Linked DNA regions of Homo sapiens: region 1 is linked to region 2. The links are chromatin contacts, found by Hi-C or POLR2A ChIA-PET in ENCODE. All regions are on one chromosome and are shown on one strand. Each heading gives the region's core, a stretch centred on a gene start or an enhancer-like site at or near the end of the contact. The rest is flanking DNA. Distances are from core to core; before and after follow the strand shown. Region 1 overlaps MAEA (macrophage erythroblast attacher, E3 ubiquitin ligase). Region 2 holds the start of FGFRL1 (fibroblast growth factor receptor like 1).

What was found. A loop is a pair of places that touch in the nucleus more often than their neighbours do. ChIA-PET counts read pairs that join two places held with the same protein, here RNA polymerase II (POLR2A). Pooled maps may share reads with other maps.
Region 1: a loop to region 2 is called in a pooled map, with 2.3 times the contacts of the local background. The contact joins the enhancer-like site here to the promoter of FGFRL1 in region 2. A Hi-C loop is called at or near these places in 21 of 168 maps with a recorded cell type or tissue (B cell, CD14-positive monocyte, CD4-positive, alpha-beta T cell and 14 more), 33 of 37 single-sample maps with no recorded cell type and 31 of 50 pooled maps. POLR2A ChIA-PET finds 5 or more read pairs at or near these places in 4 of 52 experiments (CD4-positive, alpha-beta memory T cell, GM12878, H1 and 1 more).

What each region holds. Positions count from the first base shown.
Region 1 is chr4:1,328,374-1,333,411 of GRCh38, reverse strand. MAEA (macrophage erythroblast attacher, E3 ubiquitin ligase) reads right to left here. Exons shown (of 9, transcript NM_001017405.3): 6 at 547-655. Among named protein-coding and RNA genes, the nearest start is that of UVSSA, 16 kb to the left of the region's middle. Within about 2 kb of position 3,176, at least 6 of the 41 ENCODE cell types and tissues checked have a DNase peak (open chromatin) inside an H3K27ac peak, as active enhancers do; they include CD4-positive, alpha-beta T cell, CD8-positive, alpha-beta T cell and PC-9, where a contact is called at or near this core.
Region 2 is chr4:1,007,878-1,012,875 of GRCh38, reverse strand. FGFRL1 (fibroblast growth factor receptor like 1) reads right to left here and starts at 1,250. Exons shown (of 7, transcript NM_001004356.3): 1 at 922-1,250; 2 at 312-406. The coding sequence starts at 390. RefSeq lists silencers at 509-578, 1,258-1,777, 2,608-2,677, 2,968-3,067, 3,318-3,427 and an enhancer at 2,295-2,927.

The DNA of each region.
Region 1 (5,038 bases), core at 1,927-4,426, 320 kb before region 2:
GCTGGGCCCCGGCTGAACGCTCCAGGCTGAAAGGCTTCCTGAACCTTTCTCAACTGCTTTTTTTTTTTTTGGAGACAAGGTCCTGCTCTGTCACCCCAGCTGGAGTGCAGTGGCACAATCTTGGCTCACTGCAGCCTCAACCTTATGGGCTCAAGTGATCCTCCCACCTCAGCCTCCTGGGTAGCTGGACTATAGGCAGGTGCTACTATGCCCAGCTAATTTTCAAAAAAATTTTTTTTGTAGAGGTGGGGTCTCACTATGTTCCCCAGGCTGTTCTCAAACCCCTGGGCTCAAGCAGTCCTCCCACCTCAGCCTCCCAAAGTGCTGGGATTCCAGGGGTGAGCCACCACACACAGCCCTGATTCAAATTTCTTATGAGCAAAATGGGAGTCAAACAAGAAAAGCTTGTCTTGGCAGGCTGGACAGGCTGTGTGGCTGGGATGGGGCCCTCACGTCCCGCCCCACGTGTGGAAGCAGCTACAGACCAGAGACACACCCTGGATCCCCACCCCAGCATGACACCGACCCCAGGGACGCACGCCCTACCTTGTACGGGGAGATGTGCGTGTCGGGCGGGAAGGCCAGCATGCCCATGGCCTGGCGCACCTCGTCCAGCTGGCTCCCTTCTGCTTGGCTGAAGTGCTTTCTTGCATGTCTAAAAAACAACATTTTGGCACATTTAAGTTTGCGTTTTAATTTTAACTTTTAGAGACAGGGTTTCACTCTGTCACCCAGGCTGCAGTGCAGTGGCACAGTCACAGCTCACTGTAGCCTCGAACTCTCAGGCTCAGGCGATCTTCCCGAGAAGCTGAGACCGCAGATGTGCAGCACCACACCTAGCTAATGTAAAAAACATCTTGTTAGAGACAGATTCTCGCTGTGTTGCCCAGGCTGGTCTCCAACTCCTGGGCTCAAGCCATCTTCCTGCCCCGGCCTCCCAAAGTGCTGGGATTATAGGCATGAGCCGCTGCACCCGGCCTGCATTTTTAAGTTGAAAAATCTGAGCTAACAGCTTTTATGTCAGAGTCTAGGTACAAAGTAATCGCCTCACTCCAAGCCGACCTGCTGGGTGGGGCTGGGATGGCGGGAGGTGCGGCTCACCAGAGGCTGGAGGAGCAGCTACCAGACACTCCTTCCTCCAGGGGACCAGGGCACCCAAGCCACACAGACAACCCACGGAAAACACCAGAACTGCAAATGGCACCTGCCCCCGAGGGCTCTCCAAAGCGATTCTGGTTTACAAGGAACCCAAACCCTGAGGATTCCCACTCTCCCCAGATGCTCGCCCCCACGGACCCCGTGGCCCCAGCGGACCAAGAACGTGTAGTCTTCTCAACTGCAGTCCTTGCTGTTTGGCAGTGACGCCCAGCACAACCTTCCGAAGAACAGCCTCCCTCAGCCCACAGGCTGGACTCCCTGCAGATCCGGCCCAGCCCTCTCAGCCCTGAGCGTGCCACACACCACATGCAGCCACGATCTTTCCTGAGCCAACTCTGCGGGATGCACACAGGCCTACTCCAGGCCAGAACCCCACTCCAGTCTAAGGCTGGGCAACCAAGAAACCAAAGCAGAACATAACAGATCCCTTTCAAGCTGACCAGCGGGCACCTGCTCACCCCCAGGGCCCCCATTCTCATGCCCCCCCCCACACACAGGGTCACTGTCCCTCTGGCTGTCCTGAGGGCCTGCACCCCCATGTCCTGACCCTCACACGGGCCCCTGTGCACCCCACGTTCTCAGCCCTCAGGGCCCCTCTGCCAAAGCGACCCCAATGCACAGAACCAGGGGCCTCAAGTCCCATGTGTGAGTCAGCCCTGTGCTGTCCAGAACAAGGCATGTACCAAGGAACACAGGGCTGAGGAGGTGCCAGGCGCTCACGGTGGCCTTGGAGAAGATGCAGTGTCTCGCAGAGACTGGAGTTAGTGTAGGAGGTGGCCCAGCAGCCCCTTGATGGATAGCACGGGGACCACGTGTTGGAAGCACCACCAGGAGAGCCCGGGGCAGCAGGGAGTGGGGGGCGTCCACGCTTGGGACCCAGCCTGGGGAGTCCACATGGCTGACGCCCCAGGGCCTGTGCAGGGCCTGGGAGTCGGGGGTGAATCCACACGGCCGACCCCGCAGGGTGCATACAGGGACTGGGAGTCGGGGGTGAGTCCACACGGCTGACCCCGCAGGGTGCGTGTGCAGGGGCTGGGGACGGCCATCCGAGATTCCAGTGCCCATGCATCCCCCTCCTTGGAGCGTGTGGGTGGGCGTGGGTCTGAGTCCAGGAGGAGCCCCACCCAACCCCCTCATTCCATCTCTGGAGACAAGTCACCCTTCGTCACACGCCAAGACGTGCACAGAACACGGCCAACGGGCATCTCACCTCCTCCCAGAGCTGCTGAAGAGAGGAAATTTAATCTCCGTGGTTGACATCTACAAGATCTCATTTGCATGACCTGGTTTACGCGTCTTATCTCACCATCAATCAAACCCCAGACAGACATCATCCGCCTAACAAGCTGCCTCACCTCGCACCCCAGGTCCCTGATCCACAAATCCTGACCCCAAGACAGAAACAGAAAACCTAACAGTGGCGGCTGACTCTTTTCAGATCGTTTGATGCCAGCATTCAGCCCCAACACACAGAGAACTGCAGCCGAGATGTGGGGCCCTCAGAGCAGGTCCGGGGAGAACAGCACGGTATGCATCCACAGGACACAGGGGAAACAAAACCGTGACTTTTAACAAACTAAATGCAGCTAACATAAGAAACACAAAAACTTCCATTTTTCTTTAAAAATATAAACACACGGGCCAGGCACGGTGGCTCACGCCTGTAATCCCAGCACTTTGGGAGGCCAAGGTGGGCGGATCACAAGGTCAGGAGTTTGAGACCAGCCTGGCCAACATGGTGAAACCCCATCTCTACTAAAAATACAAAAATTAGCCGGGCGTGGTGGTGGGCGCCTGTAATCCCAGCTACTCAGAGGCTGAGGCAGGACAATCACTTGAACCCGGGAGGCGGAGGTTGCGGTGAGCTGAGATTGTGCCAGGCAACAGAGCAAAACTCAACCTCAAAACACACACACACACACACGGAAAGAGAGAGAGAGAGAAACACCCAGAAGACAAAATTCCTAAACTGTGCCTGGCCAGGCTGAGGTGTGGGTGTGCGACAGACGGCACGGAGCTGCTCACACAAAGCCCATGAAGTACAGGCCAGGTCCCAGCCGCCTGGGGTCAGGGATTCACTTACTCATTTACTAAAAATTAAAGGCGTTAAAAGTTAATCACTAGCAGCTCATACTTTTGCATTTCGCAAAAACCCACAAATGCCCCAGGCAGGGCGGAGCTGCAGCCACCCCAGCCAACGAGGCCCCCTGCCCGGCCCAGCACGCTGGCTCCACAGACAGCAGGACTCACCTTGCCTGCCCCAGTGGACCCAGAGGCTAGGCTGCTGGCCTCAAGCCCTGTAGATGGTGCCCGACGCTCCAGCGCCATGTGGACCGTGAGTTCAGAGGTGGACGGGAAGCTCCTGCGGGCTGGGACCCTGGCAGCAGGTGAGAGGGCCCTGCCTGGAGCCCTCAGGAGACATGTGGCCAGGCTTCTCCGCCTTCCCTCTTGTCCAGCCTCAGTGAGTGATACACAACACCCTCTGGGCTCCCAGCCAAACACCCGCACTCCCTCACCCCACAAACGTCCTGCCGATGCCCCACCTGCCACCCCAGCCCAGCTCCCGTGTGCCTTGTGGGTGGCTCCAGGGCCACGCTGAGCTGAGGCCGGACTTCCCTGACCAGGCCCTGGCACCTGGAGAACCACTCCCAAGACGGCCCCAGCAGAGGATGTAGCTCACACTGCGCCTGCCCCCGAGACACTGGGGTGTTGTTTGCCATGCCTGCCCGGCTGGCTGCTGAGGCTTCGAGGCAGCACGTGTCTGCTTGCGGGAGGAAGGACACGCACTTCCTGGGACCTGCCTGCTCCCCTGCAACAGACGAGGCCGCAGAGGGCACAGCTCTGAGCTCGGCTCAGACATTATGAGGTGGAGGCCCCGCGAGTCTCTAGGGCAGATTCTACCCAGAGCAGGGGGAACAAGGCAAAGAGACCCTACACGGAGCGGGGGGAACACAGGCAAAGAGACCCTACGCGGAGCGGGGGGAACACAGGTAAACAGACCCTACACGGAGCCAGGGTAACACAGGCAAATAGACCCTATGCGGAGTGGGGGTAACAGGTCAACAGACCCTATGCGGAACCAGCTGCCACCTAGATGAAGACATCTGTGACGGAGGGACTCCGGGATGGACACGTTTTGTTTTCAGACTCCAGGGCTGACAGTGGCCGGGGCCCTCAAGGAGACGGAGGCTGACTCGGGATGGAAGCAGACTGCCGCCGGACAGAGGCCAGCGACACAGGCACCGAGGCCACACGGAGGCCAGAGCAGAGCGGGAGCCCCTCCTCTTGACAGGGGGCCCCTGGCCGTGTCCCCGCAATGCTCACACGCCACTCTCCACTGGCCCGGGTCCCGAGATCCCCGCTTTAGCCCTCTCAGGCACAGAAGGGACCTCGTTGCAGGCCTGGCTCCCTCGTGCGTGAAGACGAGGCCTGACCTGCCACCATGCGCCCAGGTCAGCATCAGGAGCCGGAGCAGGACCCCGGGCCTCTCCAGGGTCCACGCAAGGGCAGGGACTTGCCGCGGTTCTGCCGTGCGTCTTGGGGACCACCCTCAGCACCTCATCGTGAGACGCCCACTTCTCCAAATGGGCCTTCTGTGGAACACTCGGCCACCCGGCCCACTGCAGGTGGATATGGAGTCGCGGTCGGGTTTCTGTGGGCATGGACAGGTGCCCCCTCCTGGCAAACACACCTGCTGGGCACTCGCCCGGGAGCTGAGGGCCAGCCAGGCCCACACACCCCACACAGCAACTCAAGCGTCACCGCAAGGCTTGGCCGCTCAGGAACCTCCATGAAAGTGAGTGAGACGACCTAGCACTCAAGGAGCAGCCCTGCCCCGAGACGGGGTGAGCATGAACTGGCCGACACTGCCCAGGCCAGG
Region 2 (4,998 bases), core at 1-2,500:
CCTGGACTGCAGGTACGAGTATGAAAGTGTTTGCAAGACCAGGAGCATGTCCTGGGGAGCCAGGACTAAAGCCCACCTGGCCAGCAAGCACGCATGAGGGGAACCCCTCCAGCCAGCTAGGGGAGCCCCGGTGGGTGCTGTGGACAGCCCATGGGTGAGGGGGCCCTGGAAGGAAGGGGGCCTGGCGAGCGGGGCGGCAGGGGCGGGGCATGGCGCGTGCCAGGCGGGCACTGTGGCAGGGTTCAGGGCCGGGCGGGAAGGGGGCGGCGCTGGCGGAGGCCAGGCTGGCCGGGCTGGGCGCCAGAACTCACCTCGGGCGGCGGCGGCCGGCGGGAAGGCCCCCAGCAGCAGCGGCGGCAGCAGGAGCAGCAACAGGGGGCTCGGCGTCATCTCGGCCTGTCCGGACCTGGGGACATTGGGGGCGCCGTCACTAACACGTGGAACTGGGAGATACCGCCCTCCCCGGTCCCGGGCCGCGGGGATCAGGGGTCTGGCCGCCCTCCCCACAGGCCCTCCCCGCCCGCGCTCCAGGCGGAGGAAGCCGCAGCGGGGAGAAGCTGTGGGTATCAAAGGCAGACAAAGGGTTTACACTAATTACCGGGCTCCCCCGCCGCCCCCCCTCTCCAAACACCGTCTGGATTCCTGGCGCTTGTAACTCCGGCCCTGCCCGCAGGACACACAACACTCAGCGCCCCGCAGATAATCGCCTGCGCCATTAGCGGACAAATTTGCGCTGGGGGGGGCCCACGTGGGGCGCGGGGGCGGGGGCGGGGCAGGCCGGGGGCCCGCAGGAGCGGCGGCGGCGCGCATGACCCGTGCCCAGCTGGGGCCCCGAACCCGCCCCTCCCCGCCCCCGCCCCGGACCCCCGCCCTCCCCCGTGTGCCCACCTGGGGTCGCGGCCGCGCGCGCGGGGGGCTCACCTCGGCGGGGGGCTCAGCGGGCGGGCGGCGGGGTCAGGGCCGGGCCCGCGGCGTGCGCTCCGCGGTCATCGCCGCCCCGGGCGCCGCATCCCGCCGCCCCGCGCCCCCGGGCCCGGTCTCGGGGCGGGGCGGCGCTACCTGGGCGCGGGCGGCTCGGGCCGGGTCGGGGTCCGGGCTCGGGCGCTCGGGGCGCGGGGTCCCGGACCGGGCAGGCGGCGGGGGCGAGTCCGCGGGGCCGGGGGCCGGGGCCGGGATCCCGGGGCGGCGGGGCGAGGGGCCCGGGGCGCCGCGCCGCGAGGCGTCCTTCCCTGCGGGGCTTTGTCAACTCTCCCGGAGCGAGCGCCGAGCCCGGACCCCCGACCCGCCCCCGGCACAACTTCCGGCCAATCCGCGCGCGTCAGCCCTCCCCCGTGCCCCGCCCCGCCGCCAAACTTTTCCCCAATCCGCGCGCGCACACCGCCCCCGCCCCGCCGGGCTCCCGGCCTTAACCCTCGCGGTGCGGACGTCCCCGCGGGCGGGCGGCTTCCCCGGGTCCGGCCCCGCCCCCGCCCCCGCCCCGCCCCAACCCGAGCCTCGCCGCGCCCCCGGCCCCGCCCGCGCGCCCTTGGTCCCCGCAGGCTCCTAGGACCGGCCAGGAGCCGCCGCGCCCTCCCCATACCTGCGCCCGCGCGCGCCCGGGTCGGGTCCTCAACTCTCGAGACACCTCCGCGACCCCCAGAGCAGGCTCCGGCCCTGCCCGCGGCAGTCTGACCTCTGCGCAGCCCCGGGCCGGGCCCAGACCGCTCTCTGGTTGCTCAGAAGGGGGCGGACTGGACGGCCGCGGGAGCTTCGAGGCTTCCAGGTCTGCGCCCCGGGGGGTCTTCGGGAGCAGAAGGGAGAAGCAGGGCCTCGCCCAGCCGGAGCTGCTGGGGACGGGGTAGGGGGGGACGGCCGCGGCGATGCAGGCAGGGGTCCTCCCCGGGGCGTTCGGGTTACCTGGTGCCTTTGGCCAAAGGTATGTTCCCACCTGAGGCCTCCCAGCCTCTCACCTGCTAGTGACGGGAATGACAAGAACATTAATCATCGTAATAGACGTCAACATGCGATTCAATCTCCGCTACCGGGCAGGCGGCCCCAGGAGCAGATGAAGAAACGGAGGCGTGGAGAAGACAGCGCCCAGCTCTTCGCGGCTCTTCCTCCACACGCCTCGCCTGCCGTCCCTGCCCAGGGCCCAGCACGCAGGGCTCCCAGGCCGCACCTCCAGCCGCCCCATGGCCTCCCCTCATCCTGCCTCCCAGTCTTGCAACACAAACCTCACGGCCTGCCCACATCCCGCCTCACACCCTCGACTCCGCGGAGTCACCATCCCAGCACCTCCTCCATCCCCCAGAGCAGCCTCTCTTTCTGGGGCCTGAAGCCCCCTCTTCCAGGAAGTCCTCCCAGGAAAGGCTGAAACTGGAGAGGCCTGGCAGCCGGTGTCCCCAGGCCGAGGAGAGCTAGGCGGGGCGTGGGGGGCGCCAGCTGTCAGGGTGTGGGACTCCTCAAGGCCCGAACTACCCGGCCGTCCCAAGGTGCTGGTTCCCAGCCCAGCGTCCTCCACCCCAAATCCCGCGTCTGGGCCAGCGTGGGCGTCGCGAGGGCGGATGGAGGTGCGCTCGGACGGCCCATCCTGCCCCCGCTGGCGCAGCCGCCGCTGTGCACCCGGGGAAGGGTCCAGGGACCGCCGCGTGGTCCTCCCGGCGGGAGAACGTCCTGCGCCGCCGCCGCGGCCCTGTCCCACAAGGAGCCAGCAGCGCCGGGGCCCACCTGCCGCCCTCCCGGCCGGAGCTGCAGTCACGGACAGGTGGGTGGGGCGGTCTCACGCCCGTGGGAGAGCGGCGCTGAACTTCCCGGACAGCTGGCGAGGAGGCAGCGCTCCCACAGATGTGCGGGCTGCCGGACACAGGTGCGTGGAAAGGGGACAGGTGTGCGGAAACGTGGCTGCGAGCGTGCAAAGTATAAGCAGGGAGCGGACAGGCCGGCAGGTGCCGGCCCCCGAATGAGCGGGCAGTGGGAGGGGCACGGGCAGCGTCGCGGCCCCTGGCGGGCGGGGCCGGGACGGGGGGCGGGGCCAGGGGCGGAGCGGCAGACGGGGCGGGGCCCGAGGCGGACAGGGGCGGGGACGGGGAGGGGGCGGGGCCTGGCCGGGCGGGGGCGGGGCCCGGGCCTCCCGCGCCGGCACGCGCTGCCCTCTGGCGGTGGCGGCGGCGCCGGCGCGGCAGCTCCCGAGGCGTTTTTCCTCGTCTCCTCGCCCCGCCCCGCCCCGCCCCGCCCCGCCCCGCCCGCCACGTCCCAGCCCGCGGCCGGCCCAGGCCCCGTCCTCAGGCAGCCCCCCGCCCCTCGCCCACCCCCGGAACAGGGACTGGGCCCTCCCCGCTCCCACGGCCCTTCGGGTCAGGCAGCGCGGAGCCGAGGGGCCGGCGCAAGCACGTCCTGCCCCTTAAAACTGAAACGGGGCGGTCAGCCACCCTCGGGGTCTCAGGCCCCATCCTCAGCCAACCCCATGGGGTGACCGCGGGAAGACAGGTTCTTGTAGCCACCTACCCAGCCCCGGTGAGCCCCAGGCGCGCAGGTTCGCTAGCACGGATCCTCGCTTGCCCGCGACAGCACCTGCCCCGGGGCAGAAGAGGCAGGACTGGGGGAGAGCCGGGCAGGCCTCACAGAGGCGGCATCTCAGGAACAGCAGGTGTAGGGACTGACAAGGACAGGCGGGTGGAGGAGGCTTGGCAGAGAATGGAGATGCAGTAACAGTGACTTACACACTCTCAGCTGCAGCAACCAAAAAAATAGGTGTGAAAACAGCACGTAAGGCACTGGGCTCACGAAACCGAGGACCGTGGTGCTGGAGAGAGGGGAAGCGACCCGGCAGCGAGGACAGTCCCGCCCACTGCCCAGGCCGGTGCAGAGAAAACCCAGGCAGCCACCGGCGTCTCCCTCAACTGGGAAGACAGAGGTGGCCAGGCAGGGGCTGGAGTTCACAGGTGCTCCAGAGTGCTGGAGAGGAGGGGGCTGCACCGAGAAGCCCAGACACCCACAGAGGGTCTGCCTGGAGGCTTCAGCTAAGCACAGATCAGTGCAGGAGCGTGAAGAAAACACTCAAGGCCAGGGAAAGACCCACCCAGGATCAGAGCCCATGCAGGGCTGGGAATAGTGCCTGTGCTCAGCAGCCAGAGTGGGGAAGCATCGTTAGAGCAGGAAGAAGTTCTCACCCCGTAGTAGGGAAGCATCAACACGAGACTAAATACAGTTCAGGTCCCACCAAACACCACTGAATAAGAAGACCCAGAGCCAGATGTGGGGGCTCACACCTGTAATCCCAGAACTTTGGGAAGCCAAGGCAGGCAGACCAGTTGAGCCCAGGAGGTCGAGACTAGCCTGAGCAACACGGTGAAACCCCATCTCTACAAAAATCCAAAAAGTCGCCAATGTGGTGATGCGTGCCTGTGGCCCCAGCTATTGGGGAGGCTGAGGTGGGAGAATCACTTGAGCCCAGGGGGCCGAGACTGCAGAGAGCCAAGATCACACCACTACACTCCAGCCCGTGCGACACAGTGAGACCCTGCCTGAAAAAAAAGGACCACACAGTTTCCAAGTAACTTGATCACATTCGAGAAACAAATGCAAAGATATGTATAGGTTTACAAAAATATCCAGCACCAAACAAGGTAGAATACAAAATATTGAATATCCGGGAAAAACAAAAAACAAAAAAACAGGCATGAAAAGAGGCAGGACATTATGACCCATATGGAGAGATGGGAAAAATCAATCAAAATTGACCTGGGGCCGGGCACAGTGGCTCACGCCTGTAATCCCAGCACTCTGGGAGGCCGAGGAGGGCGAATCACTTCAGACCAGAAGTTCACAACCAGCCTGGACAACATGGTGAAACCCCATCTCTACTAAAAATAAAAAAACTAGCCAGGCGTGGTGGCAGGCAACCTGTAGCCCCAGTTACTCAGAAGGCTGAGGCAGGAGAATCACTTGAATCCGGGAGGTGGAGGTTGTAGTAACTGACCTGGAAATGACAAAGGTGACAGGGCAAGTAGAGGAGAGCAC